Regions from separate parts of the Homo sapiens genome. Here region 2 is linked to region 1. The links are chromatin contacts, found by Hi-C or POLR2A ChIA-PET in ENCODE. All regions are on one chromosome and are shown on one strand. The core of a region is the stretch at or near the end of the contact, and the rest is flanking DNA. Distances in the headings are between cores, read along the strand shown. Region 1 overlaps LCLAT1 (lysocardiolipin acyltransferase 1). Region 2 has its middle 140 kb from the start of CAPN13.

What was found. A loop is a pair of places that touch in the nucleus more often than their neighbours do. ChIA-PET counts read pairs that join two places held with the same protein, here RNA polymerase II (POLR2A). Pooled maps may share reads with other maps.
Region 2: a loop to region 1 is called in a map of PC-3, with 2.1 times the contacts of the local background. The contact joins two enhancer-like sites. A Hi-C loop is called at or near these places in 2 of 168 maps with a recorded cell type or tissue (PC-3 and gastrocnemius medialis) and 1 of 50 pooled maps. POLR2A ChIA-PET finds 5 or more read pairs at or near these places in 2 of 52 experiments (IMR-90 and activated CD4-positive, alpha-beta T cell).

What each region holds. Positions count from the first base shown.
Region 1 is chr2:30,509,429-30,514,169 of GRCh38, reverse strand. The region is part of intron 1 of LCLAT1 (lysocardiolipin acyltransferase 1); the gene reads right to left. Among named protein-coding and RNA genes, the nearest start is that of LCLAT1, 65 kb to the right of the region's middle. Within about 2 kb of position 2,934, at least 11 of the 41 ENCODE cell types and tissues checked have a DNase peak (open chromatin) inside an H3K27ac peak, as active enhancers do; they include gastrocnemius medialis, where a contact is called at or near this core.
Region 2 is chr2:30,665,344-30,670,099 of GRCh38, reverse strand. No RefSeq gene overlaps it. Among named protein-coding and RNA genes, the nearest start is that of CAPN13, 140 kb to the left of the region's middle. Within about 2 kb of position 3,404, at least 15 of the 41 ENCODE cell types and tissues checked have a DNase peak (open chromatin) inside an H3K27ac peak, as active enhancers do; they include gastrocnemius medialis, where a contact is called at or near this core.

The sequences.
Region 1 (4,741 bases), core at 1,685-4,184:
CAGTAGTACTTACAAGTAAAGGAATGAAAGATTTAGTTCCATTAACGAGTCCCTGACACTGTTTATATTGAGAGAGCTAAGAGAACCTATAACCAAGGAGATTCTCAGAAAATGCAGTTGTGAGCCCCCAAAATTTGAGACAGGTCTCAGTTAATTTAGAAAGTTTATTTTACCAAGGTTGAGAACAGGCACCCGTGACACAGCCTCAGGAGGTCCTGAAGGCACGTGCCCAAGGTGGTCAGACCACAGTTTGGTTTTATACATTTTAGAGAGACATGAGACATCAATCAACACATGTAAGATGAACATTTGGTTCTATCTGGAAAGGCGGGACAACTCGAAGCAGGGAGGGGGCTTCCAGGTCATAGGTAGATAAGAGACAAATGGTTGCATTCTTTTGAGTTTCTGATTAGCCCCTCCACAGAAGGCAAGCAGATATGTATTTATCTCAGTTAGCAGAGGGGTGACTACGAATAGAATGGGAAGCAGGTTTGCTCTAAGCAGTTCCCAGCTTGACCTCTTCCTTTAGCTTAGTGATTTGGGGGGCCCAAGATATTTTCTTTTCACAGAGAAAAGAATCCAAAACTGCAGAGAGTTTAAAGGCCAAAAAGTAAATAATGAATAATAAAAGCATATAATGAATTAAGCATATTGTTTAAGCAAATGCAAACTCATTCATTCATGAGACTAGGGGTCAATAAAGTACACACAAAACCACTCAACTACATTATACTAAAGTTGCACTTCTTGCATTTTTTACTCTAGTAACTAGGGAACCCTAGAAATTCCCCATTTTTTCCAAAAATGCAGGAAAATGAAAATTAACTTGTGCTGACTTATATATACATATATTTATTGATATTTATATATTTAAATACATATAGTTAAATGTAGCAAACAGTATATTTATATATAACTACACATTAATAATTAATCTAAACTCAGTTTAGATTCAACAAATTTTCCAGTGAAAAACCCTAACACATCTTTTGTGAAATATGTTCATTAGTAATCAGTAAAATATAAATTAAAGTACCATTTTCCTTCTATCTCATTAGAAAAACTGAAAATATTCACAATATTTAACATTAGCAGGGCTATAGATACAAATGTATTTTTCTATCCTGCTACTAAGACTGTAAATTAAGTACCACCCTTTAAGTTAGTAATAAGGCAGTACTTGTCAAGACAGAAATGTGCATTTTTAATTAATAATTATATTTCAAGAACTCTATCACGCAGAAATATTTATAGGAGTACACAGAGAAATGGATACAACATTGTTCATGTAAGTATAATTTGTAATAATAAACAGTGGGCAATAATAAAGCCTACCAATAAGAGAAGGGGGAACATTTATTTTAACATTTATTATGAAATACTAAGCAGGCATTCAAGAGAATAAGGAAACTCACATCATCTGATATGACTGGGTATCCTTGACATTCAGTAAATAAAACCGATTGCAAAATATAATAGATGGCATGATCCCATTTTTGCCTTAAGCCAAATTTTTTAAAAATGTGTACATCTATGTATATTTGTGTATGTGAGTACATGTATTTCTAGGTGTATTAATAGGTCTGATTTCAACAGAGGGGCATAGTAAACTCAAGATTATGCCACAAAGAGGCTATCTGGAGATAAATATCCTCTCCTTAATCTCCATCCACCCTTTTATCTCCTTCGAGGGCTTCCTTCCCCTTGACCTCACCCAACTGGAAATAAGAGAAAAGTGTGCCCCCTGGGTCTCTTGAGGCAGACAAAAGAAAAGAATGGAGAGCGTGTCCAGAGGGCAAAGAGAAGACATCCAGCAGAACAATATCAACATAAGGAAAATGAGGAGTTACAAAGCATTATCTAGAATATGATAACCTTTTATATATACATTATACAGTGGTTAATTTTTTCTATTTTTGCTTACATAAATTTATTAATTTTGATAAAAACAAATGTGTCATGAAATAAAATAAGAATTCCAAAAAACTAAAAACAAAACTAAAAAGGTCTGAAGAGTTTCATATTAAGATGAAATATCTAATTGTGCTCTCTCAAAAAACACACTAAAAATCCCACACCTACAAAGAATAACCAAAAAAAGAACAACATTTTAAAAGCTGGAAAGCAGAAAGCCAAATGTTGACTATCCTGGCTGACCTGCAAAGACAAAGTGTAAGCCAGCAGAGGAAAAAGTTGAAAACAAACCCACAGAATCCTCCTAAGGCCTAGGAGGCGGAAGCATCAGGTACTGCTGGATGCAAATGGAGATGAATGGCAGTTTGCCAAAATAAAGAGGATTAGGTAATGAGTGAGGGGCAGGTGGATTCCTAGATTCCCTTCTCTCTCTGCACCTCTGGGTAACTGTCCCTCTCCTACCGCAGCATAAACTTGCATGTCTATTCTCTAGAGAAGGTAAAACAGAGTTTCCCAATTAGGAAATGCACAGTTTAGGGCATGGTCACCACTCTAAGAACAGTGGGATTAAGTGACCATATACATGCTGAATCCTGAATGCTAAAACCTCAGACCATCTTCCCTGGATGAGCTCTCAGATGGCTGGCAACAAGATCTTTGGTCCTATGCCAGTTGTCCTATAGAATATTCTGCAATGATGGAAATGTTCCCTAGTTATGCTGTCCAAAACTGCAGCCATTAGCTACATGTAGCTATTGAGCATCTGAAATGTGGCTAGTGCCATTGAAGAAATGAATTTTTAACTTAATTATATTTCAATTTAAATAGCTACATGTGGGTAGTGGCCACAGTATTGAACAGCACAGTCCTAGGCAGAAGACAGGAGTGTACTCTCTGGGATGTCTGACCAGGCTATGAGGAAAGACAAAAATACAGAAACAGGCCAGGCGCGGTGACTCATGCCTGTAATCCTAGCACTTTGGGAGGCCGAGGCGGTCAGATCACTTGAGGTCAGGAGTTCGAAAATACAGAAACATTGAGGGATTCCCTAATAAACAGCCCACATAAATCACCCCTCAGTAAAGCCCAAAGTTCACAAGCCTCACCTACGTGCAAGCCTCTACTGGCTTTCTAAATCACCCATTTTTTATTAGGAACAGATAATGAGACTTCTGAGCAAACACTCTAACATGACATTAGAGACTAAATTAAACAGAAAAAAAAGTATACTTGAAGGAAATAAACTATTCAGGGGAAAAGAAAACTTCAAAGAAAACTATCTTTAACATTTTCAAAAAGACAATAAATACTGCAATCAGGAAACAATAACATGTTCTTGTGGGAAAATAAAATGAAGAAAGGAAATATCCAGAGAATAAAAGAGCTACTGAAAGTTTAAAACAGCAAAAATGATTAGCAAAAATTATACACGACCAAAGAGTTAGAAAATAAAGTTGAGAAAAAATCTCCCAAAAAGCCCAGCAGAAGATAAAGAGATGGAAAGCAGAAAGAATATATGAAAGGGCCAAGACACGAGGTCCCATATGCCAGTAATACAAGGGCCAAAAAGAGTTGTGAGAAATTGGAGAGGGGGAAATCAGCAACAACAATCTCAAAAAAATTCCCCGGAACCGGAGAAAATGACATTCCACATTAACAGAGCCTACTAATAGCAAAGATAATGGATGAAAACAGATGTTCACCAAGGAATACCACTGTAACTTACAGAAGAGTGGAGACAAAGAACGTTCCACAAACCTTCTAGAAAGGAAAAAACAGGTTACATACAAAGGATTAAAAATTAGACCAGCTTTGAACATCTCAGCAGCCAATACCAGGAGCAAGACAAAAACAGAACAAAAACTTTAAGATTCTAAAGAAAATTATTTCCAACCCGTCCCTGTAGCAAGTGTTAGAGTAGTTGGTAGAAAAACACTGTCAGACATGCCAGGTGTAAAAGTGACTTCCCATACAATCTTTTAAAAAGAAGCTACTGGAAAATGGGCTCCACTAAAAGAAGTAAACAAAGACTAAGGGAGATCTGAAATACAGCAAGTAAGAGATCATCATAGATGAGAGGTCAAGAAGGATGATCCTGAAAGGGAGATTTCAGGGTGACAACTATACATTAGATAGAGAAGGCATTCGGTCCAAATTCTGAGAGGATGGCACAAAAGGAAGACTCTCTGAAAGTTGTTATCACCAAAATCCTTGCTACTAAACAAACCATCTGTTTGAGTCAAGAATAGAGTGTCCAGGTGAACCTGGCACAAATCCTAATCTGTACTTGGCTTCTTGACCATGTGCTAATAAAATTCCTGCTCTCCCTGCCACATTTGGCTTCCACATCAGCTGATGACACTGATTTTATCTGTCATATAGCACTCTGCTTTGTTGGGCGTCGTGGCTTATGCCTGGAATCCCAGCACTTTGAAAGGCCAAGGCGGGTGGATCATTCGAGGTCAGGAGTTTGAGACCAGCCTGACCAACATGCAAAACCCCACTCTACTAAAAATACAAAAATTAGCCAGGCATGGTGGCATGCATCTGTAGTCCCAGCTACTTGGGAAGCTGAGGCAGGAGAATCATTTGAACCCAGGAGGCAGAGGTTGCAGTGATCAGGCCACTGCACTCCAGCCTGGGGGAGACAATGAGACTCTGCCTTAAAAAGAAAAAAAAAAAGTATTCTGCTTTGACCTAATCCTGAAATATGGAGACAACACATGGTGAATTTAGAAACAAAATATATTCCCACTGGACAGCTATACTATTCAACACCCCATTCATGTTGAAAACTCTCAATAACTGGGCTTTTAAGGAACATACC
Region 2 (4,756 bases), core at 2,155-4,654, 160 kb before region 1:
ACAGTGAACTTAAAGATAGGTCAATCAATGGAAACTATCCAAATTGAAACACAAAGAGGCAAAAATGGAAACAATAAAATAACAATTGAGAAGAGCATCCAAAAGCTGTGGACAATATCCATATCAATGATCTAACACTGGGATCCCAGAAGAAAAAGAGAGCCAGGGCCAGGCGCAGTGGCTCATGCCTGTAATCCCAGCACTTTGGGAGGCCGAGGCAGGTGAATCACCTGAAGTCAGGAGTTCGAGTTCAGCCTGACCAACATGGTTAAACTCTGTCTCTGCTAAAACTACAAAAATTAGCTGAGTGTGGTGGTGGGTACCTGTAATCCCAGCTACTCAGGAGGCTGAGGCAGAAGAATTGCTTGAACCAGGCAGGCAGAGGTTGCAGTGCACTGAGATCGTGCCACTACACTCCAGCCTGGGCAACAGAGTGAGAATCCGGCTTCAAAAGAAAAAGAAAAAGAAAAAGAAAAAAAAGAAAAAAAGAGTGAAAAGAGAACTATTTGAATATACAATGTCTAAGAACTTTCCAAAATTAATTCAAAGCAACAAACCATAATTCCATGAATCTTAGCAAACCCCAACAAGAATAAATAAAAACAAAACAAAACTTAAGCTCATCATGGTCAAACCACTGAAACCCAAAGATAAAGATAAAACCTTGAAAACAACCAAAGAGGAGGGTAATCATGCAAACAGGAGAAAAGATTAGAATTATAGCAGATTTTTAATCTCTGCAAACCAGAGCTAGAAAAACATCTTTAAAGTGCTGGGGAGGGCAGGGGCAGGAAACCAAAAACCTGTCAGTTCATAATTTTATAGCCAGCAAAAATATCTTTTTAAAACAAAGGCAAAATAAATACTTTTTCAGGCAAAGAAACCTGAGAGAATTCATTACCCGCAGGTCTTCACTATAAAAACTTGTAAAGGAACTTTTGCAGACAGAAGGAATATATCAAATGGAAACTTAGATCTCCACAAAAAATGAAGATTGCTAGAACTGGTAAAAATGGGGATAAATAGAAAAGACGTTTTGTTCCTTTTAAAAGTCTCTTTACAACAGGTAAAATATATGACAAAAATAGCATAAAGAATGGGAGGGAGGAAATGGGATTACACTGTGCTGAGCTTCTTAAACTACATGTTTAATGGTATAATATTATTTGAAGCTGTTTATTGTGAACTCGAGAGCAGGACTATAAAAACGAAAGGAACAATGGAGATGTGAGTCACAAGTCAAAATATAAAAATCTGTTCTGACAATATATAGTTAATACAATTATTTTAAGTGAAGAAGAGGGGTAAAAAATATTGGAAACAAAGTAAGTTTTGCTAATTGCCTTCTCTGTAACATGTGATAATTAAAAAAACTGGTTAGGCAATAGAAGTATGTGCATATTTAACCTGGTGAAGATAAATGCAAAAAGATAATTTCATTAACCAGGAGAGCATGGTAGAGGAAAGGGAAAAGGAAGCATGCTAGTTTTATTCTTGTTTATAGAAAAGAACTAATATATTCTGCCTAAGGAAAGCTAAGGCCATACATAAAGCTTTAATCTTAAAGGTAAATACTAGAAAAACAACAACAATTCACCTTCTTAACATGAGAAGAACCACACACACAAAAAAAAGGACAAAGGGAAAAAAGAATAAAAGAATAAATAAAAGAATAAAAGCCACAGGGTAAAAAACTAAAAGATAAGTAAAAATTAAAAGTAAAAACAAGAAACATGATATAAAATTATATGACAAGGCTAAGCATGGTGGCTCACACCTGTAATCTCAGCACTTTGGGAAGCTGAGGCAGGCAGGTTACTTGAGACCAGGAGTTCAAGACCAGCCTGGCCAGCATGGTGAAACCCTGTCTCTACTAAAAAAAAAAAAAAAAAAAAAAAAAAAAAAAAAAAATTAGCTAGGCATGGTGGGGCACACCTGTAATCCCAGCTACTTGGGAGGCTGAAGCAGGAGAATTGCTTGAATTTGGGAGGCAGAAGCTGTAGTGAGCTGAGATTGGGCCACTGCACTCCAGCCTGGGCAACAGTGAGACCCTGTCTCAAAAAAAAAAAATTATATGACAAAACCCTAAACAAATGTATTTGTCATATCTATAAATGTAAATGTGCTAAATTCACCTCTTAAGAAGATTTCAGATAGACTCATAGAGCAAAACCAAACTCTGTGCACCATGCAAAAGGCATACCTAAAACCAAATGATTCAGGAAGGCTGAAAATAAAAGAATGGGCAATGTCACACTAGGTAAATGCCAAGATGAAAAAAATCAAGATTCATGAAGTTAATGTAAGGAAAGGGAGGGTTCAGAAATCACTATACAAGACAAAGACACTTTATAATGCCAAGGGTTGTAATTTACAACTCAGATGTAAGAATTATGAACATGGCAGTCAACACAGTAGCAAATTTTATATAGTAAGAATTATGGAAAAAATCGGGAGAAATTGATAAACACACATAATAAGAGATTTAAATTTATGTCTCAGTCTAGGGCAGATCAAGAAAACAAACAAAAAGAAATAGGTCAAGTTATAGTCAACCTTAGTAAGATCACAGGGCAAGTACTGTATCCTAATAATAGAGAACACACCTTTTCAATGCCAAGTGAAGATAAACACTCATGAAAACCTTACATTAAGCCACAAAGAGAACCTCAATAAATAGTCTAGTCACAATAAATGTAATAAAATTAAAAATGAATAACAATATAATAAAAACATTCTTTTCATCTGAAAATTAATAAACTCCTTTCTAAATTAATAAACTCCTTACTCTTAGGGTAAAGGGGAAAATAGAAACAAATAGAATTAAGTGTGTGTATTAAAATAATAAAGTACACACGTTAAATCCAATGAGGATATAAATAAAGCAGTGCTCAGAGGAAAAATCAGTAAAAAAAAAAAATAATAAAACAGGTGAATAAGATTCAGTTCAGAAAGAGAAAAACAGCAGGAAGGAAAATATAAAAACAAAGTAATTAATTTGATAACAGAGAAACATAGTACCAATACATAAATCCAAAAGCTGGTCCTTTGAAAAGAGTAAATTGAGAAATGAAAAAGAAGATACAAATAACAAAGAAACAGGCGGAGTAAACATAGAAAGGAAAATTAAAATAATCATATGAAACCACTTTGCATGCTATTAAGTGAATATATCCTAAAACCTGATATAATGGAAGTCAATTTGGGCTGGTAAGAGAAAAAAATTAGATAAATTAAATTGAGCAGTGTATTTGAACAAATAATGATTCATGAATTAGGCAGTCCTCAGAACCAGGAGAGGTTCAGAGAGCTACACTTGGCAACGTGAGCAGGCAGTATTTACAGATAGAAAAAGGAAGTGACACACAGAACGCTTGACTGATTACAGCTGGGCATTTGCCTTATAAGGACATGATCTGATCAGTTGGTAGCCTGTGATTGGCTGAAGCTCAGCTGCTCTAACTGGCTGAAACTCAGCTATTTGTTACAGGAATATACTCTTAGTGAAGTTGCAGTTTGTTTACATACAAAGTTAAGTTGCAGTTTGCTATGTATGAACTCAAAGTAGGAAGGCAGCCTCAGGCCAAATTTAGTTCAATTTAACAGGGCTCAGAGGGGTTGCATGAGTAACTAGTAGAGCCAAGACTGTATCCCAGTCTTGTGACTCCCAAGTTAAAGTTTCTCAAGCACGTCCACTGTCTCCTGCCTGCAGCTTCCTTGGACAACGGCTGGGAGATCTGGATCCTGTCTAAGGTCTGCAGGAGGGGAAACTGGCAGAAAAGACTGGCTCTGGATTTGTAGAGCTTGTGAAAAAAACCATCCATCATTGGCATCAGGGACCAAGAGGCCTAGCTAGACAGAGTCCTCCCTCTTTTTGGAAGCCCCAGCCTGCCCATCAGGATCATCCAGCACACAGTGCACACCACCCCACAGCTTTCTGGCTCTACTGGACTCTGACTTCTCCCCTTACTCAGCCTGGACTGCATCTTTCATCTGTCTGGGGTCCTCAGGACAGCACTCACTTCTGCCACTTTCCCACCTCGTCCACTTCGAATAGCCAGATCCCAGCCAGCTGTAATGCAGGCCATGCCTCCTCAAGAAATTGATACAGCACCCAAGAGGTGAGGGGCAAACCAGCATCCCCAAACCCAAGTGTGGAGTCCACCCAACAGAGAGTGGGCTTGAAGAGAGCTGGAATGTGGATCAGCAGCCCATAAGGATGCAAAATCAAGGCCAGGCTGACAGACACAAAAGATACCCCCCATATTGGGTTCAGTGGAAGAGAGAGTTGTGGAACAATGCGATTAGTATAATCTACTCTGTAAACTTTTTTTGCTCATTGTAAAAGCAGGATGATGGGGGAGAGACAGGAACACATGAAGTGAAAATATATTTTCCTATCACCCAGGAATCCCCAGCCTCTGTTTCTAGGAGTCAAGCTCAATTTTCATGTCTGGTATATTCTTATTTTTCCAAAGTTATTCCATGTATGAAATAGCATGTAAATGTTTATAAATAGGTTACACATACACATACATTATATTAAAATTTAACACCAAATGGAGCCATTCATTAATGTGTTCATTCAGTCTTCCATTTTAAATGGATTCAATGCCAAAGATCCGACAATGAGCAAAACTAGAGCCAGTCCTTGCTCCCACACAGTCTAGTGTGGATACGACCATTAAATATCCACACAAAGGAAGGTATAATTAGAAACTGAGATCCAGTGAGGAAACACATGTGAAAGTCTCAA